3 separate regions of the Homo sapiens genome follow, and regions 1 and 3 are each linked to region 2. A link is a loop called in an ENCODE intact Hi-C map of the cell type or tissue named here. Cell type or tissue: heart left ventricle. All regions are shown on one strand.

Evidence for each region. Hi-C counts contacts between places; a loop is a spot of excess contacts. Peaks named below come from ENCODE experiments on the same cell type or tissue, not always from the same donor. Only the 100,000 strongest peaks of a DNase experiment are listed, where the experiment ranks them.
Region 1: a loop joins it to region 2, with 2.3 times the contacts of the local background. A loop is called at or near these places in 18 of 110 quality-filtered maps.
Region 3: it touches region 2 in a loop (2.2-fold over the local background); 9 of 110 quality-filtered maps call a loop at or near these places.

Annotation. Positions count from the first base shown.
Region 1 is chr15:71,648,010-71,656,009 of GRCh38, forward strand. The region is part of intron 7 of THSD4 (thrombospondin type 1 domain containing 4); the gene reads left to right. Among named protein-coding and RNA genes, the nearest start is that of THSD4-AS2, 40 kb to the right of the region's middle. RefSeq lists an enhancer at 7,532-8,000. In heart left ventricle, a CTCF peak has its summit at 3,861 (motif pointing left); no DNase peak of the experiment used is centred here; H3K27ac peaks cover 2,174 bases.
Region 2 is chr15:71,727,420-71,735,419 of GRCh38, forward strand. It overlaps THSD4 (thrombospondin type 1 domain containing 4), which reads left to right. Exons shown (of 18, transcript NM_024817.3): 9 at 1,130-1,305; 10 at 3,702-3,798. Among named protein-coding and RNA genes, the nearest start is that of THSD4-AS2, 40 kb to the left of the region's middle. In heart left ventricle, CTCF peaks have their summits at 3,327 (motif pointing left) and 3,530; no DNase peak of the experiment used is centred here; H3K27ac peaks cover 215 bases.
Region 3 is chr15:71,383,092-71,391,091 of GRCh38, forward strand. All of the region lies in intron 6 of THSD4 (thrombospondin type 1 domain containing 4), which reads left to right. Among named protein-coding and RNA genes, the nearest start is that of THSD4-AS1, 200 kb to the left of the region's middle. RefSeq lists enhancers at 2,897-3,431, 3,495-4,388. In heart left ventricle, a CTCF peak has its summit at 3,525 (motif pointing right); no DNase peak of the experiment used is centred here.

The DNA of each region.
Region 1 (8,000 bases), 79 kb before region 2:
GTTCTTACAAGAAGGGTTTCTGTTGTCCCAAGAGACAATACAACTAGCAGAGGAAAAAGATCCTAGACTTCGGGGCCAGAAGGCACTTATTTCAAACCCGCCACCATCACTTCTGTGTGAGCTTTGACCTATTACTTACCTTCTCAGAGCTTTGGCAAAATAGGGATAGTAATTCTTACCTCCTGGTGTTGTTGAGAGAATTAGGCAGGATAACATATTAGGTAAGGTGCCAAGCACATGGTGAGTGGTCCAGCCGTAACAGCTGTCACATATATCCATGGGGCTTCCTACTGCCTAAATCCCTACCAGATGCTTGAATGCCCTGATTGCATCTGTTTTCCACCTACAACTCATCTAAGACCATGACCCTACATGCCCAACCCATAGGCTCCATCCAGCAGTCTCCCTTGCTCTGTTTCTAAAATGAAAATAATCCCTTTCCAGTTTTTTAGGCTTTCCATAGCTGGTCTCCAAGACAAACCGGGAAAGACTACCAAAAGAAAGCATTTTCTTTAAGTTTTTTGTTGTTGTTGTTAATGAGAAAAGTTACAAAGATAAAAGAAATCTCTGGAAGCCTTGATCACCATTGTCCCAGAGCATTATTGAAATGCAAATAGATTGTGACAGTTTACCTGTTACAGCTCTGTCTTCAAACACCACTTGAGAATCATGTGAAAAGAAAGGGGGGTTTTGGTGGACAGTGCAAATACACAAGCCTCCCCTGTTGGTAGAGAAGTATATGTAGCTTGTGTGAAAAAGGGGATCCCATGGCCAGACTGCCAAGGGACGCGTCTCGAGGAGAAGGAGAGGCACAACATTTTACCAGCCCCTACTTCATGCCAGTTCTGAATTAGGTACCTTCATTTACACATTTCATTTAAGCCTCACAAGAGATTTGTGAATTATACTTTGATCCCTCATTTTACAGGTAACAAAACTAGGGCTCAGAAAATGATGTCACCTGCGGGTGTAATGTGCATTATTAGGAAGGCTCTTAGGTGAACATTCATGTGTCTAGAAGAAAAGACGTTTTGAACATATGGAACGTAGAAAAGAAATTTTTGTTAAATTCTTTAAATCCCAGCAAGTGCACTTCAGATTCAAAGTCCTTAGGAGTCCCCCCATCACTCAGAGCTTCTCTTTGGCTCTTCTCCACCATCTCCTAGTTTCTCCTCTCCCTTTCCTCTCTGTCCCTTTCCTCTCTCTCCAGCACTGGAAGCAAAACTAGGCTTTTCTATTTAGCCAGATCTCAGGGCTTTTTTGTTTGTTTTTTGTTTTTTTGAGACAGAGTTTCATTCTTGTTGCCCAGGCTGGAGTGCAGTGGTGTGATCTCAACTCACTGCAATCTCTGCCTCCTGGGGTCAAGCCATTCTCCTGCCTCCAGCCTCTCGAGTAGCTGGGATTACAGGTGCCCACCAACATGCCTGGCTAATTTTTGTATTTTTTTAGTAGAGATGGGGTTTCACCATGTTGGCCAGGCTGGTCTTGAACTCCTGACCTCAGGTGATCTGCCTACCTCAGCCTCCCAAATTGCTAGGATTACAGGCATGAGCCGTGCACCAGCCTGATAGCTTCTTTTGCTATGCAGAAGCTCTTAAGTGGATCCCATTTGCCAATTTTTGCTTTTGTTTTGATTGCTTTTGGCATCTTTGTCATGAAATCTTTGCCAGTTCCTATGTCCAGAATGGTGTTACATAGGTTGTCTTCCAGGGTTTTGGCAGTTTGGGGTTTTACATTTAAGTCTTTAATCCATCTTGAGTTGATTTTTTATATGGTATAAGGAAGGAGTTCAGTTTCAATCTTTGCATATGGCTAGCCAGTTATGGCAGCAACATTTATTGACTAGGGAGTTCTTTCAGTTCTGTGATAGTTCATTTGCTCTTCAACCATTTCCTGGTGAAAACAGCCAATAAGGAAGTCAGAAAAGGACTGCCAGCTGCAAGAAGTGACTTCTGACATCCAGAGGAGGGACGGCAGAGACCTTCTGGTAGTTGGAACTACTTAATATAGAGGGTGGCAATCTCTCACACCTCAGAATGTCTCTGAGTCATCTAGAGCAAGAGTCAGCAAGTTATAGCCCATGGGCCAAATCTAGCAAGTAAACCAAATCTAGCATGTGAGCCTAATCCACCTGCCGTCTGTTTGTGTAAATAAAGTTTTATTAGAACATAGCCATAAGTCATCCATGGCTGTTCTCACGCTGCAACAATCCAGCAGAGTGGCTGCAACAGAGACCATATGACTGCAATGCCTGAGGTATTTACTCTCTGGCTCTTTACAAAAGAAGCTTGCTGACCCACAATGTAGAGCAGCACCTTTCAAACCTGAATGTGCATAGGAATCACCTGAGAATGCTGTTAAACTGCAGATTCTGATTCAGTAGCCCTGGGAAGCGGTGCAAGACTTCTAAAATGCCCCAGACGATGCCTGCACTGCTGGTCCATGGACCACACTTTGAGTAACAGGGGGCCAGAGAAAATAAACTAAGGCTTATTGTAAGATTCTCCCCGGGGGCCTGAAAGCTTAAGGAGATGAATAACTCCTCCCTTCTCAGGCCCAGTCCCAAGGCACAAGGCTACTTGCACCAGCAGTGTGCTCCAGCAAAATAGCAGAAGCAGGAAGAGAGCCAGCCGGAAGACACGTACCCCTGAAAATCAAGAAAGAGGCCATCCGGGTACAACATAGCAGTAATGTCAGACTAGGACACTTCCTGTTTACAGGAGACTATAAAACTTTCGCCCTGTCCTCACTTGGGGCTGACGCCATTTTAGGCCTCAGCCCGCCTGCACCCTGGTGCTCATTAAAACAGCATGTTGCTCCACACCGCCTCCTGTTGTCTGTTGGCACGCTCTCAGGGTTCGAACCAGTACAAGAACCTTACACTTACTAGTCTTGATTTTTTTAAAAACTGAGAATTATAAAATATACTTTAGAAGGATTCCTATCCAAAAAGCTAAAATAAAAATGCATAGGGTTTTAGAGGAAAATTCTGATGAAAGAATGGGAGAGAGAGAATTATTATAACTAAATTCGATGAATGAATTAATGAGTATCAAGATCTATGCTCAGACCCTTGCTGTAAGATGGCTCCATCAAAGGCCTGCCCCCCAGTGGAGTTTCTGCCTCAAGAACACTAGTATTCTTTCAGGTTGTCAGGCCAGGAACCTTGGTCTTCCTTACTCCACCTTTGGTAGAACATCCATCTTCAGTCCAGTTGGCCATTCCTTCAGCGTGATGTTGGTGGGCCCTTGCCCTCCATTCTAATTTCATCTCTCTGGTCCAGGCCTCCATCACTTTGTGCCCATCTTAATGCAGTTGTCTGTGTGTGTCCCAGTCTCCAGTCTCTTCCATCTCCAGTCCATTGCCCGTGTTTGCCAGACATCTTCTGAAAAGAGCTCTTCAGCCTGCCATTTCCCACTCAAGAGTCTTCGGATTTAAGATCCCACACTTTCGTTGCCAGCCTTTTCTCTCATCATCTCGTCCCACTCACCCAGTCAGTCCTCTCAGCCGTCCCTGGAGATGGCCCAATGATAGCTAAGAAGCCTATATATTCCCCAATGTTGTAACTCATTTACACAGATTTTAAAGCATTTTTCTTGAACATTTTGGAAATACAAGATTTGAATATTTCACCCACCTTTTTTTTTTTGATGTTCCAAAAAAATTTTAAGAAATGAAATCATGCCTTAACAACATGGCAGAAACTTGCACATAAGAGCACAGTAAATATGCAGTCAGCCTGCATCTCTGGGTCCACCCTTCTTGTGTTTCTCAACAGTCATTGTTTTTGTTAATGTTGGATCACTGCTTCTTGTACTTAAACTAGTTGTTTAGGTAAGTACCCTCTTGCAAAGGCTTAGAGGTGCCATCTTGTGGAGAAAAATGCAAACAGGCACATTTGGCTGTGTGTTAAGGAAATGACAAAGATGCCGGCGTGAATCTCCATCATTGCCTTCTGGCCATGGGGACGGTCCCGTGAGAGCCTTCTGGGGACCTGCATTGGTAGACACAGGCCATCTGCGCTCAGGAGGCCCTGTAAATCAGGCCAGTGTGCAAGCAACCTCCATCCTGGATCAGAGTTCATCAACCCAACTCACTATTGCCTTTTTGCTGATAATCTAGCCTCCAGAACTCTGCCTTATAGGGTGTAGGCAGTGTCTCTCTGCTCCATTCTGCAAGGAACTTCCTAGTCTTGACCCCTTATCAGCCCCAAACCACAGCTTCTAACAGACCCATCCCACGTGGTTTTTTCCTGCTGCCAGCCCCTCCTGAGACACTAAAAAATTACAATAAAATCTGGCCAGACATATTATGATCTCTTTAAACACAATTCACCATACGGCTCTACACATTAAAAGTAAAGTGAAAGTCTAGAGGTTTCTAGTATTCTATACAAAAATATGGTTACCTTACTTTTATAATAGAGCAATTATCACTGTCAAAAGCTATTTCAGGCCTCTCTCCTCCTTCCCCCATTTCAATCCATGGAGGAGGAAAATTATGAAAGTAAAGCATTAGAATTTTAGAGTTTGGGATATCCCCACCCTCCAGAGAACGATGACCCTTGTTGGAATTGGGGGAGGTGGTAATTATCTTACAGAATATGATATGTTTACCTCTCGGGACTCCTTTCTTCAGATTTGTAAACATAGCTGCAGTTGATTCTTACCCAGTTTTATCCTACAAGAGCGCCAACATTTTCTTCCAGTTGAGTCCCTTGATAAGATGCTATCCTATTATGAACTAGGATGAGGTACTGAAAAGTGACAGCCATAAGCTTGATTAAAACCAGATCGCTCGTTTTACAATTGCTTTCATTTAGGAAGCCAAAATACCTTTTATGCCATGGACCATTTCTTCTCTTCAAATGAATGGCATCGTCAATTTGATCTTCATTGATTCCTGTTTCCAATTTAATTTTGTGTATATACAGCAAATTTCCCTCCCTTTAAACATGGCAGGATTCTTCATATCAGGGCTGTATCTCTTTTTAAAAGAAAAATTTTGGCACCAGAAGGGACCTTAGAGATGAGCCAGTTCGAAGAGCAGGTTGGTCCTGTAACTTTGATCTTTTGATTCTTCAACCAGCTGCTCTTTCATTCAACAAACGCTTATTAAACACCTACCAAGTCGCAGGTACTGTGCTCTTTGCAATACATAATGATACTCCTGCTGAAGCTAAGCCAAGAGGCAATCTTAAAGAACTCGAGAAGGTTTGATAGCAGTAAGGAACTATTTTTGGAAACTGGATAATTAAGTGTTCTTTGCTTATTAGCTTCTCTGACATTTACAAAGGCTGTTTGTGCACTTCTGTGGAACTACCATCATTTTAAAGCTTTCTGGGGAATCTGTCATGTGCTCCTCGGTGTCCCATGAGCTTTGGAATAAAGAGCAGTGATTCTCAACTGAGGGTGATTTTGCTCCCATGGGGAACATTTGGCAATGTCTGGAGACATTTTTGTTTGTCACACTGAGAGGGATGCTCCTGGCATCTGGTGGGTAGAAGCCAAGGATGCTGCTAAACATCCTACAATGCATAAGGCAACCCCCATAAGAAAGACCTTTCAGGACCAAAACATCAGTAGAGCTGGAGTTGAGAAGCCCTCACCTTGAGGAAGAAGAGCAGGCAGGAGGATGAGAAGCTAGGTTTCTAAACCCTGACAGTCCTTCAACCAAAGCAGTTCTGCTCTTCTCATTTTGCATAGTGGAGCTTTGGATTTCCACATGAGATTTTATTTTTGAAGTATATTTTTTTCTACTTAAAAAAGTTGAAGACTACTGTGGTAGAAGACAACTCTCTGCCTTCTGTTTTACAATTGAGTCACTTTGGAACAAATCAAGTGGGTGTATATGATACAGGATGAGGGCAGTCAGGGGTAGATTTGGAAGCATCTACCTGAGCCTTGGTTTTGGCTGCACAGGACTCGACATTTACAAACAATATTGAAGTGATTTGATTGTGTCTGACTTTCAATTTAGACCAGGGATTGGCAATTTTTTTCTGTAAAGGGCCAGATCTAAATATTTTAGGCTTTGTCGACTTTCCTGTTTGTGTTGCAACTACTTAATCTGCTGTTGCAGCACAAAAGCAGCCATAGACAATAACTAAACAAATGGGAGTGTTTGTGTTCTAATAAATCTTTATTTATAAAAACAGGTTGTGAGCCAGATTTGGCCTACTAGCTACAGTTTGCTGACCCCTGATTTAGACTGTAAATAGGAACCTTGTTTGTTTTACCTTCATGTCTCCGCTGCCTACCACTGAATTGGCACGTAGTTGAAGTTGGCTCAGGAAACATTTACTGAACTATATCGAAGGTCAGTTTTACAGGCATAAGTGTTAGAAGATTTTAATGAGAATAACAACTGGAAAAAGATCCACCCAGAATAGATTAACTGTTTCCTTATGTTGAACATTTAGGATGTTTCCAATTTTTTATTAACAATACTGTGATGAGCCCTTCATACAGAAACTGTTGGCCTGATTTCTTATTTCCTGGCATAAATTCCTAGAAGAAGAATTTACTGGATCAAACGGTCTATATTGCTAAATTGCTTTCCAGGAAGGTGGTATTGATCTACATGCCTAACAGTAATAACAGGAAGATATTTATCATATACAAAGGATTTCTTTCAACAGAATGTCATGAATAAACGTTTTGGCATCCATATGCATTTCCACGAATTAGCTCACCGTAAATATAAGTAAATTGGTGTCAGCTACTAATCATTTTAATATTCTCCCATACTGTTCTACCAGCATGATTATTAAGGCACGCTGTTTTACCTGTGGGGGTCATCTAGCCAAACAGTTGAGGTTACCCTATCTCATGTGTTTACTGAGCACACACAGACACATCTGCTTCCCATTAGGGAATCAGGACCTCCACTATCTGAATGCCTGGCACCAGCCTACCCTGCTGTGAAGGACAGAGGCCTCCTCCCTGTGAAATTCACCTCCAAATATGTCATCCAGATTGCTCATTTCCCTCAGGAAATTTCATTCAGGTTAATTTTGGCACACAATTGGGGGTAATTCTTGAGCAATTTCTCCTGTGATGGCTTGCGATGTGTAAAATTTTCCTACAACGTGTTGCAGAAATCACTGGAAAAAATACAAAGGACATCTGATGGTTATCCACTGGTCTTTGTAACAGCAAGAAATATCTATTCTGAACAGCAGTACACGATGAGCAAGAAACATAAAATAAAGGTAGATCAGAGAGTAGATGTTCTTTCTGGCCTTTTTCGACAGGTACCGTTTGAGCAGTGAGAATGTAGAAGCTGTATGAGGTGTCTTGACTTTATGGTGAACCTTGGCCGATTTTGTTTTGTTTTGTTTTTTGCACTTCAAAGTTTTCTGAATTTCACCAAATGAAGAAGAAAATATTTCTGACTAAGAAGTAGTAGAAAGTGTTACAGAAGTACGGGTGGGTCCGGGTGGTTGTATGATGATGAGATTTACTTAAAAGTGAATAGACTTCAGACAAAATAAAATACATAAAGACAAAGATGACAAAACCCAGCATTTTCTGAGAAGCCACCATATTGCAGAATTCTGCTAATTACATTCTATGTTTGCCTCATTTGATTTTCCCAACAGTCCTAAGGGGTAGCTGCTCCATCCCCATCCAGGCAGAAAAAAAATCCCAGGGCTCAGAACAGCTCATCAAAATGTCCAAAGATACAGCACTCGTCAGCAGCAGAGACAGCACAAGAACGCATATTCTCCTGCCCACCCAAAGCAGTGGTGCCTCGGAAAGAGTCTAGACATAGGTCAGCACTAAGTCGTCCCTATCAGCGACCAATTGATCAGCCTCCTGATACACAAACCAGAATTCAAGCCAGATTCGTTTCTGAACACTGTCCTTGGGAAGAAGATCTGGATGGTGGTGGAAATGTTTTCAGCACCTACCTCAAAGAGAAGTGACCAATCCAGCATCACACAACAAGCCAGGGACTGGGCCAGGACTGCACCCCAGGTTTTCTGGTTTGCAGCC
Region 2 (8,000 bases):
GTGCAGTGACTAACACCTGTAATCCCAGCACTTTGGGAGGCTGAGGCAGGCAGATCGCTTGAGCTCAGGAGTTTGAGACCAGCCTGGGCAACATGGCAAAACCCCATCTCTTAAAAAAAAAAAAAAAAAAAAAAATATATATATATATATATATATATATATATATATACACACACACACACACACACACACACACACACACAAGCCAGGCATGGTGGTACATGCCTATAGTCCCAGCTACTCAGGAGGCTGAAGCAGGAGGATTCCTTGAGCCCAGGAGGTTGAGGCTGCACTGAGCCAGGATCACACCACTGCACTCCAGCCTGGGCGATGGAGCAAGACCCTGTCTCAAAAAAAAAAGGGGAGGGCTGGGAGGGGAGAAAAAATTGGATAAGAAAAAGAACAATGCAAGTATGATAAATGATATAAATCACCCATATTCATAAATAAAGGGGTAATAAACTGAGACTTAACCTCAGTGTTGGGGGGCAACAGGGAGGGGTGGGGACTGGGGCAAATCAGAGCATATAGGGTCCATCTGAGAGGGACAGCCATCCTGGGCTCCAGCCGATTGCTGCCATGAGGGAGTGTGAAGCCAATGTTAACATGTCTTCCTGGTTTATAAGAGAAGCCAGAACTCTTAAATTTTTTATGTGAAATATTTCAATTCTTAAATTTGGGCTCAGTTATTTTTTTTAATAACACTACAGAAGCCAAACTAAACCCATTTATGGGCCAAAATCAGCTCGTGGGCTGCCAGCGTGCAACCTCTCACCTAGATAATGGTATATAATATAAATACGTTTCCCTTCCCCCCTTTTTTCTCTTCCTCCTCTTTCTCCTTTCCCTCCCATTTTCCACATCCTTTTCACCTAACCAGCCCCCACCCTACATTTCTATACTAAGTCCAAGTGATAGAAGGGATTAGGGTGGGTTGAAGCAGTGATTAAGCCCAAGGGGATGTAATCTAGATGCCTAATGGCGCCCCAGGGCCTGGATCATTGCCTGGCACATAGTGGATCCTGTCAAAAACCTTGATGAATGAAGAAGCCAGAAACTGGGGGAGTCAGTTCTGTTTCTTGTGCACACCCTGGGCTTACCCAAAGAACTGTCTGATTTTTCTCAACAGCCCTGAGAAGTCGTTCTGGACGCTCCATCATCAATGGGAACTGGGCAATTGATCGACCAGGAAAATACGAGGGCGGAGGGACCATGTTCACCTACAAGCGTCCAAATGAGATTTCGAGCACTGCCGGAGAGTCCTTTTTGGCGGAAGGTCCCACCAACGAGATCTTGGATGTCTACGTGAGTTTGGATGTTTCTGGACTGTTCTTTGGATTTTGAATCTTGTCACTTCTAAGGAACATACTCTGAACAAATAAGCAACAAATCATTGCCCATACTCAATAAAAACCCTTTGAGCAGAGCCTGTTGGAGGCACTCCTTGAATGCTTGGCGTTCATCTTTGCCTTTACTTCTGAATGGGCCCAGCTCACAGCAACCTCCAACTCCACCAGATGCTTATTACCTTCGGAGTTTATTGACCCAGTAAAACCAATTTTACTTGTTGAACCAAATCAGAGGCAAAACATGCCCTTTATTTCATGAGCATTGGATCTCCTCCAGGCACTTTCCTTATACTGCTAATTTGGCATGTTTTCTTTTTATGGCAAAAGAAAGCAAGAGCCTAAAGGAAGGCAGGACCGCTCCCAGCTCCCAGCCCTGTTCAGACTCTGAGAGCAAATGAAGAAAGGAGAGCTCCAGAGCCCTCCAGATGAAACAATAAAGCTGAGAGTCACAGTAGAGAGATTTACTAGAAGCTCCCTGCTTCATAGAAGACAAAACCTTAATTTCTTTTACGTGAAACTAAGATATTAAATTGCTCAAGAGTTTTAAATGGTCCTTACGTTCAAAGGAAACCACTAGAATTCAATCTTCTTAAAAGACCAGGAAATAAAGGGTGATAAGACATAAAAGCTTGAAATAACATTTTGATAAAAAGATTGAGATCACCCATGAATATACACATTATTTCTGTCCCCAAAGCTGAGCTGATTAACATATTTGCTGTGTCAGAGTTTTAGAAATATTATTAATTGCATTGTCATTACTTCTCCACCTACACACAGTTCTATGTCCTTTCCTCTTGGGCCTAGTAGACTCGAAATTACAAAGGAAGCCTTGTTGTAGTTTATTTTGGATTTTTTTTTTAGACTGTCCAGTTGGTTGGTTGAATCTGAATATATTTTAAATGGCATCAGAGGTAAAAACTCAGGTTGTTAAAGGCCTACTGTGGGTGGTCTAGGAATGGAAGCCAACAGCAATTTCATAAACGGGACAAGGTTTTGCACTGGCAGAATGCTCAGGCAGAAGAGGCACCAGAGAGGGAGGGAGGATTTCCAGCCACAGACCGAGAGGAAGATTGTGTGAAAAGGGAGTGAGGGGATGAGGGATACACAGCAGGAACCTGAGGTCACACAACCGTGTCCCTTGGGGATTCAGTGCCCACCACGTTTCTGCAACGCCGATGGTTTGATATTGGTTCCTGGGTAGGAGAATCCCAGGGGTTCTCAGGTCTGCCTTCCTTTGGGTAATTTATAAAATGAAGACCCATTTCATCAGTAGGGAGTGGCAAGAGATCATGGCATAAACAGGAAGAATAGACACAGGACCCACCATGCAGGAGTGACTCAGAGATGCTTCTAGCTGGAAAGGACCTTTGAAAGTGACATGATTCTAACCTCTTCCTTCCCCAAGGAAGAAATCAAAAACTGCAGGGTGAAGGGGCTTGCTCTAGGTTACACAGCTGGTCAATAGGAGAGCTGCTTTATAAAGCAGCAGAGACAGAAACATCAAACCCGACCGTGTCTCCTTGCACGGCTCATATTTACACTGTGGATTCTCATTCTGCTGCTGGGTTTAGCCCACCACCCTGCTCCCCATCAGGAAATCCATGGGCAGCAAAGACTGTGTGCTCTAAATCCAATAGGGAGGGACGTATTCTGTTGGGCCATGCTCATTTAATATGTTTTCAGCCCAGACAATGTTCAGCTGCTGACTTCCACAGTCCTACGTAGATTCCTGCTTGCCATCCTATTTTTGTCATCATTCCTAAGAGAATATGACCCAGCAAGAGTTGGGTCGCTTCTACTTGTTTTCCTGGCCCCATGTCTTTGTGTTTCTGGGGCTTTCCCTGAATAAGAGGGAGGGACCTGGGGGCCAGCCTCACCAGCCAGGTCAAGAACTTTGAGGGAACCTAAAGCATCCCGGGGTGGCTCTGTCCAGGAGGTCTGCTGCTTGTTCGCATGACTTTGTCACGCCACCTAGTGTTAAAACAGTTCTCCTGCAGTGTACACGTATTTATCTGTGTTGGATGTTTCAAGAGCACTGAGCAAAATCTAAGGACAGAAAGGTTCTGCTACCGTTGCTCCATCTTCTCCTTTGGAGTTTAGAAAATCTTGACTCTTAGCTTAGTCTTCTTCTGATTTGCTCGGCCTAAGTTCTTCATTCTTCAAAAGTAAATGACAAAAAGCCATCCAGGAATAACTTTGTTTAATCTGCCACAGGTTCACTGATATTACTGGATGCGTACTAGAGTGAACCAACCCAGTCATTTCTCAGTAGTTCTGCAAATGCCATTGAAACCCAGAAGGGGTGTGCATACGTGCCAAGTGCGGTAACACTGATTTTTGTGTCAGCAGATGATACACCAGCAGCCAAACCCAGGCGTGCACTACGAGTACGTGATCATGGGGACCAACGCCATCAGCCCCCAGGTGCCACCCCACAGGAGACCAGGTAGAATCCCTTGTCTTGTGGCCGGGGACTCTGGTCATTTCCTTGTAAAGCCTTCTCTCTCTCAATTCTTGTGCATCCACCCTCTGTCTCTCGGTCAACACAGAGAAAATTGAGGGACGCATATTTCAAAGCCAAGGGGCCTTGACATTGGAGCAGGCTTCACCATTTGTCTGAGCCTTCACTGATGAGACTGTTTCATTCACTCGATTCCAAAATGGCATGAGCATCCTGGGTCTGCCCTGCCAGTTCAACATTTGAAATGCTTTATACTAGTTTCCAGGCCAGACAAGGGGGCTCATGCCTGTAATCCTAGCACTCTGGGAGGCCGACGCAGGTGGATCGCTTGGGCCCAGAGGTTCAAGACCAGCCTGTGCAACATAATGAAACCCCTGTCTCTACAAAAAAAATTACAGAAATTAGCCAGGCATGGTGGTGTGTGCCTGCAATCCCAGCTACTCAGGAGGCTGAGGTGGGAGAATCATCTGAGCCCAAGGAGGTTGGGGCTGCAGTGAGCCGTGATCAGACCACTGAACTCCAGCCTGGACAACAGAGTGAGACCCTATCTCAAAATTAAGAAAAAACAACACAAATTTACTTTCTTAGAGCTCTGGAGGTTAGAAGTCTGAAGTGGGTTTCATTGGGACAAAATGAAGGTGTCATCAGGGCCCCTCTCTCTCCAGAGGCTCTAGGAGAGAACCCACTTCCTCGCCTTTTCCAACTTCTAGGAGCCACCTGCCTTCCTTGGTTCCTGGCCCCTTCCTCCACCTTCAAAGCCAGCAGGGTGGCACTTTCAAATCTCTCTCTGACCCTGGCCTCATCACATCTCCTCTCTGACTCTCATCTTCCTCTCTCTTTCCTTTATAAGGACCCTTCAGATTACACTGGGCCCACCCAAGTAATCCAGGATAATCTCTCCTTCTCAAAATCTGTAATTTAGTCTCACCTGCAAAGTCCATTTTTGCTATGTAAGGTAGCATGTTCACAGATTCCAGGGATTAGGATGTGGACATCTTTAGGGGGCCATTATCTGTCTACTATATGCCTTTTCTCTTGGTTCCCCTTTTGTTTCTGTTAATAATACTTTGACCTATAAGACAAGAATAATGAGTTCACACCTAACAATCCATGTTGAGTCTTCCTGGTGGGCTCTGCTTATGGACAGAGCAGGCAGCTTTCTCTCGGCTGGCACTGGGCATGGGACTGCTCTCTGAGTCTGCAGACATTTCTCTACCGGAGGATGATGGAGCCCACCACCCAAATGCAGGCAGTCTTTTCCTTCCTTAAAATAGGAAGGTCTGCAGAAGTATTCATGGTAATTATAGCTCACACACATTGAGTCCTTGCTGTGTGCAAGGGCTTAGAAACTGCTGTGCTGAGCTCTTTGCGTAGATTAGTTCTTTGAATTCTCATGACAGAGGGAGGTACTTGGAGGGAAGTACTATTATTAGCCTTATTTTAAGAGTAAGGAAATGGAAGCTTAGGAAGAGTAAGTTAATAATTGTCCTGATCTCACACCTGGGCAGTGACCTGAGGAGGGCCTGTGTGACCATACTTTGTGCTTGTTATATCACTGAGAGGTTACTTGGTCCAATCCCTACCCTAGGAGGAAATAAAGGCACAAGTGCCAAACCCGCCCCATCCATTCTTCTCTGAACTTTGGACGGGATAACCAGGTTATCTGATTGCTACAGACTGGGGAGGACAACAGCTGGGTGCATCCCCAGAACATGGGGTGGGTGTGTTGTCCAAACTCCAAGTCAGCAAACTCAGCACAACAGAGAATTTTTATGTCATGTCCAGAAGCAATCCACAGTTTGAGAAACCAAGTTTGGGTAAGATTTCTGGGGTCCATTGCTGGTTTACAGGGATAATCAGACAGACTATTTGAAATCTATCAGGATGATGATGATTTCTGTCAGGCCTGATGGGGCTCAGCTCATGAATAGCATGGGGGTTCTGGGATCAGCTCCCTGGGACAGGGCAGGCCTGGAGGGGTCACCTGTAAAAAGTTGGTAAGCAGGGGCATTGTCACCAGGCTTCCTCTTCCATGTCAATGGAGTCTGGAGGCAGAGTTGGAATCCAGCTCTGCACCTTTTTGCTGTGCACCCTCAGGCGGGTCAGCAACCTCTCTGAACACACACCCAGTCTACAAAATAGAAGAAAAACCCTATAAGGTGGTTTTTGGCAGGGGAGAGGACATGGGAAGAGATTGAATAAATTAGTTGTCCATCCTAGCATAGAGCCCAGAACAAGGCACTGAAAAGACTTCTTAAATTTTTTTGTCCAACAACATCTTGGACAGTTCTCATTTATGTCAACATGCCTGGTCCTGATTTTGTTGGTCATATTTGCATGTCATATTTTAAACCATGAAGCATAATAACCAACTAAGTAAGAAAGCCCTGGCAAAAAAGCTGAGAGGTCTGGTGCAGTGGATCACGCCTGTGATCCCAGCACGTTTGGAAGCCGAGGTGGGCAGATTGCTTGAGCCCAGGAGTTCGAGACCAGCCTGGACAAAATGGCAAAACCCCATCTCTGCTAAAAGTACAAAAAGCAGCTGGATGTGGTGGCACTCACCTGTAATCCCAGGTACTCAAGAGACTAAGACACGAGAATCACTTGAACCCAGGAGACACAGGGTGCAGTGAGCCTCCTGCACTCCAGCCTGGGTGACAGAGTGAGACTCTGTCTCCAAAAAAAAAAAAAAAAAAAAAAATTGCTGAGAAAGCCCTAATTGTTGTTGTTGTTGTTGTTGTTGTTGTTGTTGTTATTGCTGAAATGGGGTCTCGCTATGTTGCCCAGGCTGGTCTTGAACTCCTGGGCTCAAGCAATCCTCCTGCCTCAGCCTCCCAAAACGTTGGGATTACAGGCATGAGCCACCTCACCCAGCCCCCTTGTAGTTTTAACTGTGTTCTACAGTAACCCTAGAATTTGCCTCCTTATTTTCTATTAAAATGAGACATACTTGAACAATATTCAGTCAAAATAGAAATATATACAGTCAAAAGCAACTGCCACATAATTGCCAAAACTTGGAAGCAACCAAGAAGTCCTTCAGTAGGTGGATAGACAAAAACTAATGGAATATTATTTAGGGCTAGAAATAAATGAGCCATCACGTCACAAAGAGACATGGAGAAACCTTCCATGCATATTACTAAGTGAAAGAGGCCACTCTGAAAAGACTACCTATTGTTTGATTCCAACTATATGACATTCTAGAAAAGTTAAAACTATGGAGACAGTAAAAAGGTCAGTGGTTGCCAGGGGCTGGGAGGACAGAGGGATGAAAAGGTGGAACAGGGAGGATTTCAGGGCGGTGAAACTACTCTGTGTGATATTACACTGGCGGATGCATGTCACTGTGCACTTGTCCAGACCCACAGAATGTGCACCCCCAAGTGTGAACCCTCGTATGGACTATGAACTCTAAGCAATAATGACATGTCCGTGTAGGGTCATCAGTTACACATGTACCAGTCTGATGTGGGATGATGGTAGTAAGGGACCCTGTGCCTGTGTGGTGGGAGGAGGTGTGTGGGAACTCTGTACTTCTACTCACTTTTGCTGTGAACCTAAAACTGCTCTAAAAAAAAAAAAAAGCCTATTAAAAAAAAAAAAAGTCCACAGCTCCCAACCCCATGCCCTTCCCAGAGGGAGTCTAACCCTTTGGTGGGATTTTGCCTAGCCCTTTTCTATGCATACACAAACATGTTTCCAGCCATTTGAATCATCATCTACAATCTCAGATGTGCAAGGAATATTGCATATTATTATTTTCCATTAGTCAGTTTAAATCTGACCTCAACTTCACCCTTCTTTGAAACCAGTAGATAATTCAATCGCAGTCTGCTTGGGGGTTACACACACACACACACAGACACACACACACACATATTCTCACTCCAGATATAAGGAAAGATCTAGAGTCTTAGACAAGCCAAAACATTGGCTAGACCCCCCTGGTGGTCTGTCCACACTAATTCCGCTGAGGTGCCACCGGGAGCAGCCTCATGGGGCCTTCAGGTTAGGGCTCTGCTCCTTCCAGTCTGCATGGGGGGCACAGGAAGCTGGTGAGGCTGGCAGCCAGGCCCCCTCTCCCGCTGCAGGGGTGGCTTCCTCCTGGGACACTGGACATTGTCTGGTACACCTAAGGATCCATGGCACTCAGGAAACCCAAGACTCCAGACTCCTACCTCTCC
Region 3 (8,000 bases), 340 kb before region 2:
GCCCTAAGTGATTTCTAGTTTGCTTATTATAATTTCTGTCTTCCTACTTTTTGAATTTCTCCAAATTGCTGTAAATAGAGGAAACTGGTTTTGGACCCTGTAATTTTGGGGGACCAGCAGGGGTCCCCCTCGTCTGTCCAGCCTTTGGTAGATTTGGCCTTTGTTTTAACCTCAGAAGTCTGTTTGACTTATCCCCTTTTATCATAAGCATCTAATGATTTTTTTCCTAAATTTGCATTTCCAAAGTGATGGCTTAAGCAAAGCTAGGTAGAACATTTATATCTCAAAGGCACGGAACTGAGACTTAAGGCTTGAATACCATCATTTGCCCAAATCAAGAAAGAAGGTCATACTTTAAGGCCTACTTAAGGCAAAATGGCCACTGTGATATTGTGATATATTGCGATATAAATTTAAACCAGTGTCTTTTCCATTTTGAGAGTTTCAAATGACTGGATCCTTCCTCTGTTCCTGGTACAGAGAGGCTGACAACTTTACGAATGTGGATTTTTTTTAATTGATGTAAATTTCTTTTACAAAAGGATTTCAAAATAGCCAGCTAAATGCCAGAAAAGTGTATAGTCGGCCCTCTGTATCTGCTTCTGCATCCATGGATTCCACCAACCATGGATCGAAAACATTCAGGAAGAAAAAAACAATACAATCGTAAAGAGTCATACAAATAAAAATACAGGATAACAATCATTTACATAACATTCACATTGTGTTAGGTATTATAAGTAATGTAGAAATGATTTCAAGTATACAAGAGGATGTACGTAGTTTATATAATACGCCGTTTTACATAGGAGACTTGATCATCTGCAGATTTTACATCTGCAGGAAGTCCTGAACTAATCCCCTGTGGATATTGAGGAATGACTGTATTTGAGAGACCAATTTAGTTCAATAGGTGGTCTCTTTGCAACTTAGCTTCTGTTTCTTAGCTAAAATTACTAATTCAGGGCAGAGCTCATTAACAAATAGGGCAAAGAAACTATTTTGTGGCCGGGCGCGGTGGCTCACGCCTGTAATCCCAGCACTTTGGGAGGCCGAGGCGGGCGGATCACGATGTCAGGAGATCGAGACCATCCTGACTAACAAGGTGAAACCCCGTCTCTACTAAAAATACAAAAATTAGCTGGGCGTGGTGGCGGGTGCCTGTAGTCCCAGCTACTCAGGAGGCTGAGGCAGGAGAATGGCGTGAACCCCGGAGGCGGAACTTGCAGTGAGCCGAGAGTGCGCCACTGCACTCCAGCCTGGGCAACGGTACAGAGCAAGACTCCGTCTCAAAAAAAAAACAAAAACATGAAACTATTTTGTGTGCCTGGATTCAGCATGGATAGCACTGAAAAAGATGAAGCCTTCCTTTATCTGAAGGTATACCTTTATAAACACTTTATCCAGCTTGCTTTTTGCCTTCTGGATGAGGTAAGTAGCTAAGCCAAAAGGTTAGCAGATTCAATTTTTCTTTCAATTAGTTGCTTCAGTTTTTTATTTGCCTTTTGCAAATAGTCTTTTAAAAGAGGCAATAAAATTTTTGAAACCTTCTTAGAAGCATCTGCACATCAATAGGCTTCCCGGGTGAGCCTAGTTCTGGAGCCCACATTTTAAAATGCACTTCTTAAAGTGCAGTGCCGTTCATTTGGAACCATCCACATAACGGCATTGTAATTTTAAATTATCTTCAGTAAGACTTTGCCTTTCAGGGCCTAATACTAATACATGTAAAGGTAGACATGACAAGAAAGTGGAGTACTCAATTCTTCCAAAGTTAAGGATCCCATTTTTATGTTGAATGTTGGCCTTGGCTCTCAGATCCCCTTAACCAGCTTAGCCAATGATTTTTCTTTACCTAAACATGCAAGAAAAAGAAATGATGAGGATAGGACACAAAATCCCTGCAAATTTCTGAAAGCTGGAGTTTGCACCCCCTTCAGTAATTGCCATTTACTGCCAGTTTCCCTTTGATTCTGTCAGACATCTGAGGCCTATAGCTGGATCCAGTCCAGTTAATTATTGGATCCAATCCAATCCTGGATCCAGTCCAGTTGCTTTCGTGACTTCCGAACCCAATTCAGTTAAAAAAAAATTGCTCATATAAACTAGGAGAGCTCTAGACACAACGCTGTGGAGTTCAGAACTCAAGAGAAAAACTAACCCATGACCTCCAGTTACAAACGAGAGCAGTGAGCACTTTGGGCTCCATGGATACCTCACCTGGTTGCCTGGTGTTCCTGGGGGTCATTGGAGTCTGACTTTGAGTCCCACTTGTGACACTAATCTCTTAAAAGAAAAACCTTAGACAAATAAGAGTTTAATAGAGCAAAGAACAGTTTGTGAATCGGGTAGCCCTCAGAAGCAGAACAGGTTCAGAAAGACTTTGGGGCTGCCACATGACTGGACACTTATGGACACAAAAAGGGAAGGATTGTACAGAAAACAGAAGTGACTTATAGAAACAGCTGGCTCACTTAGAGCTTGGAGTTCGCTAAAGCGAATAAATTTGAACCTGGTTTGAATACGTGGCCACCTGTGATTGACTGAAACTTGGCTGCCCTGATTGGCTGAGACTCAGTTATCTGTTACAAAGCCAAATTCCTAAATTAGATTTATGGTTTGTTTACAGAGTTAGGTTTTGGTTACATAAGGGCTTGAGTATGCAAATATGGAGGCTTTCTCAAATCACGTTTCGTTTAATTTAACACCTTCATAAATAGGATGGACTTAAGAGATCATCCCAACCTCCTTACTGTACAGATCAAGAGATGGGGGTCCGGAAAGCTGCTGATGTTCATGCTGTGAGTTTAACACCAGGAAACAACAATTTATCAGTAGAACTGTGTGTTAGTTTAAAGAAAGCAATGGCAGAATGGAGGCAGAACTCTAAGGAAAAATGAGGAAAGTGATGCTTAAGTAGCTAGCGGACCAACAGAAATGTCAGAGAAGAAATCATATTCTCTGTCTCATAGGCACCAGTATTTCCTGGGACTGTTTACTGAGTAGGTGCTTAGTGAAGATTGAATAAATGCCAACGTACAGAAAAGCAACACCAGAAATCAGAGAGTGACAACCACAGCCTTGTTTCTGCTGCCCAAATGTTAATGGGTTGACTTCCATTAAAAATCAAAGACAAAACAGGCAGCTACTTAATGGTTTGCCAGCCAAATAAAGAAGCTCATGCTGTGAGCAGCTAAGATAATAGTTCAAAGGAATGCTACCCAAGGAGGACAGGTAAGCAATTTCCAGATTCAGCCAAGGGTTCCAGGACTAACATAAGGATGTACAATTATAAAGAAAGACTGATGAGGACCTGCCCAAAGCATGTGGAGAAGGCCAAGAGGGGGTTAGGGGAGGTGCTGCAAATACCATGACAATAGAGACCACTGGGAACCTCAGAGAAAAGGGAAAAGGGGCATATATTTTCAATAAAATACTGACACATGTAAGAGAAAATGGAAATGTGAATTAGACATAAATTTATAGAAAAATAAAGCTAACATTATCTGCCTTTAATGCAGACATTTAAATTTCCAGCAGATGGAGATGTTACCACGTGAAAGAGAAGTTTGACAGGTGGACTCAGCTTCGCTTTCTAAAACATGATGGTTTGTTTCTTAGGAGTGAGACAAAGAGAAGACCCCTAAAATAGGTAGACTCCTGAGCTTTAAATAAATAATACTTTTTAAAAGAAACTTTAAGTGTTACCTGAGTTCCTAATTCAGAGGGTTAGCTTTTTAAATGATGAAAGCATTCGCCAGTTGTTTCCTTGTTTTAGAAGAATTTGGCAAAAATCATTTGTTTTCTAAGCTTTGTGTTTGGAAACAGAACAGAAAAGGATTCTGTTCGCCTCGTAATCAACATGTATTTGCATTACACTGCTTGCTACTTTAGGAGGCAAGGTTTCCGGGTTTTCTGTTTTTGTTTGTGCTGTCTTTTTCTTTTCTGGTCTCTAGAGATTCCTTTGCAGCCTATGGGCATAGGGTCAAGTTGTTTTCAGTTTGCTTGTGTTTTGTTTTAGGCTTCTTAGGACTTGGGCCGGATGCTTTTATCACGTTTGAAGAATGAATAGCTGTGCGCTGGAAACTACCTGCTAGGCATAACTCATTAACGTTAAAAAAAAAAACAGGCTGAGAGACTATAGAAAGGGATCTTTTTGACTGACATTGTTGTCTGGGTGAACTCAGGTGTTAGGGAAACATTTACATTATCTGCTCAGGATGCTGTGATTTGGTGATTCTCTCCAAACCAAATGGTACCCAAGAATCGGGGCTTACACGGGGTTTCACTGTAGACAGACAACGTGCCTTGAGATTTAAAGGGTATCATTTTTTTATAATTTGTTTTCCTTCCCTAGAGTCTTTTTCCTAATATGTATAAACAAAATAACTCAAAATTCATTCAAATGCATTTTCAGGAAAAAAGGAAATATGCTGTTTTAGATTTTAGTCTTAGAATAAATTCCAGGTGGAGGATGAATGGGTCAGTGGGTATGAATTATGTTGCCTGATATCTGTCTTACTTTCCCAAAAGCTGTACCAGTCATATGAAGATACAACTTTCATCCCGAACTTGCTTTATGTGCTGTCCTTAAAAAAGAGAGAAATCTTTCTTGTTGATTGTAAGTATATACAACAAAGGCTTAGAAGGAAATATTATGGTCTGGTCAGGGAATCTCAGGCATGTAGCTCAGAATCCTGGTCAGCACAGCTTAGGAAAAGCATCTTAAAGATTTTTTTCTCAGCCCAGAACCCCTCTTCCAAACTGCTCTAGGTTCAAGCAAAGGTTACCCTCCCTTGGCCAGGGGACCTCTTGCTGCCTGCCAGCCAGGGATGTCTGGATCTTCTTTTGATCTTATTTTCCCCCCTCAACCCAGAGCTATTTAATCTCTCCTGGGAGAGACAGAGGCATTTGTTATTTGGCCATCAACAGTTAACTGCTTTTGTGGTTTACACACATAAACAGAAGACAAATCAAAACTACACTCAGGATATCACACTTTCTCTGTAAAACCTGAGACTTTAACAAGAACTTACTTTACCTTCTTTCACATAAATCATCCCTTGAATTCATCCAGAAAGAGGCAATCAGTTTGCGTTTTTAACACTCTTGAGGGCTTCTTAAATTTCTGCTGCATAGCTGCTTGGTTTGTTCCCTTTAGCCTGTAGGTGATTCATTAATTTGCTCACCAAACCTATATGGAGTACCCACTAGGTGCCAGGTACTTTATAGTAGGAGAATGTGGGTGAAGTGATGGAAATTTATCCTTAGTAATGGGGAACACAGCAACTTTCATGCAGGCTTTATTGGTTTTGGGTCAGTAATGTCATCTTCATTTCCAAAGGACGGCTGATTTTTCCATCTACCAGAATGTGTTCCTTACTGAAAGGTCTTCTGTTGTTCAGCTCTTCCTGTATGCCCAGCTTTAGATGAAGGGGGGAAAAATAAAAACAAGAAAGCCAGTCCCTATAGGACAGAGTGGTCTGGTAGGAGATCATCTCAGCTACTCTAATTTGCTCACCAATTTTACTTACTTGTTTCATTCGAGTATTGATTTGATTCTTTGGAGAGAGTGTGTGTGTGTGTGTGTGTGTGTGTGTGTAGGGAGGGAGCAGGCTTTGGATGTTTGTATGGACTCAGGCATATTGAGTCCTTTTTTAAAAAAATTGTGATAATATGATAAAATATATATATATAAAAAACATAAAACTTACCATCCAATATGGTTTGGCTGTGTCGCCACCCAAATCTCATCTTGAATTGTAGCTCCCATAATTCCCATGTGTTGTAGGAGGTGACCCGGTGGGAGATAATTGAGTCATGGGGGTGGTTCCCCCATACTGTTCTCATGGTAGTGAATAAGTCTCATGAGATTTGATGGTTTTATAAGGGGAAACCCCTTTTGCTTGGTTCTCATTCTCTCTCTTGCCTGCTGCCATGTAAGACTTGCCTTTCACCTTCCGCCATGATTGCAAGGCCTCCCCAGCTGCATGGAACTGAGTCCATTAAACCTCTTTGTCTTTATAAATTACCCAGTCTTTATCAGCAGCGTGAAAATGGATTAATCCACCATCTTAACCATTTTTAAGTGTACAGTAGTGTTAAGTACATTCACATTGTTGTGCAACAAATCTCTAGCATTCTTTTCATCTTCCAAAATGAAAACTCCATACCCATTACACAGAAACTCCCCATTTCCCTTTCCCTTCAGCCCCTGGCAACTATTATTCTACTTTCTGTCTCTGAATTTGACTACTCTAGGTACCTCCGAGCAGCAGAATCATATGTTATTTGTCATTGTGTGACTGGCTTATTTCACTTAGCACAATCACCTCAAGGTTCATCCATGTTGTAGCACGTGTCAGAATTTCCTCTTTTTTTTTTTTTTAAGGCTGAATGATATTCCACTGTATGTTTATATCACATTGTGTTTACCCACTCATCCACTGATGGGCAGTTGATTGCTTCTACCTTTTGGTTACTGTGAATGATGTTCCTATGAATGTGAGCGTATTCATATCTCTTCAAGACTTTGTTTTCAGTTCTTTGAGGTATATACAAAGTAGTGGAATTGTTATGTGGTAATTCTATTTTTAAATTTTTGAGAAACTGTCATACTGCTTTCCACATGGCTATACTATTTTACATTCCCACCAACAGTATATATAAGGGTTCCAATTTATCCACATCCTTGCCAACACTTGCTATTTTCTGGGTTGTTTTTTTTTTTTTTTTTGACACAGAGTCTCGCTCTGTCACTCAGGCTGGAATGCAGTGGCATGATCTTGGCTCACTGCAACCTCCACCTCCTGGGTTCAAGTGATTCTTCTGCCTCAGCCTGTAGCTGGGACTACAGGCGCCCACCACCACACCCAGCTAATTTTTGTATTTTTATTAGAGACAGCATTTCACCATATTGGCCAGGCTGGTCTTGAACTCCTGACTTTGTGATCCGCCCACCTCAGCCTCTCAAAGTGCTGGGATTACAGGTTCCATTTTTGAGGGTGAAATAATAAATCAGAATGAGCAACATATTCTGGGCAATCCCTGAATTTTCAGATAAATAGAAACAAAGCAGGAAATGCTCACATTGGCCTTTATATATACCTACTATCAAAAACCAGACAGGATGGACCCAGTGAAATATAGGCCAAGGGCTTAAGAGAGCTCATATTACACTTTCTGTCTTTTGATGTTATCTGAGTTTCATGGCATTATCTGTTTTTGGCGAACGTCCATATGACTTTAGCTGGACAAGGAAACCAGGAAGGAAATAGGAAACCAAGATGGAAAGAAATATTTCCTTCCTTTACCCTTTTTTACTTAAAGGGTAAAAGTATTGGAAGATTCAGGATTGCATAGATAAGCTGTGGCAAGTTTGACTTTCCTTTACATAAGTCTACAGAGGCTAAATCCAATTTTGGATCTTGTATCTCCCTATGTCTACTTTGTCATATAGCCCTCCTTTGACGTCTAGCCCTCTGAACCCACAGTAACAGGCCTTGAATGTCCTTGATTTAAACTCGTGTCTGCATTTGTCAGAGCTCTGCCCTGAGGAGTAGTTTACCATATTGAGTTACCTAGCAATTTTCCTTGAATCCTGATCTACAGAGTAGAGTTGGAAGGGGAGTAGGAATAACTGGGATTACTGTCAGAAAAAAATCACATCCTTTCATCTCAAATATATTGGGCTTTCAAAGAAAATTTGTCTCTTTTTCCGGGCTCCTCAATTTTTAGGTAATTATGATTGGCTAAATCTTTTTTTTTTTTTTTTTTTTTTTTTGTACAGAGAGGGCCTTGTTCAGTCACCCAGGCTGGAGTGCAGTGACACGATCATAGCTCACTGCACCCTTGAACTCCTGATGCTCAAGGGATCCTCCCATCTCAGCCACCCGAGTAGCTGAGACTACAGGCATAAGCCACCATGCCGGCTAATTTTTTTTTTTTTTTTTTCTGAGACCATGTCGCGCTCTGTCGCCCAGGCTGGAGTGCAGTGGCAC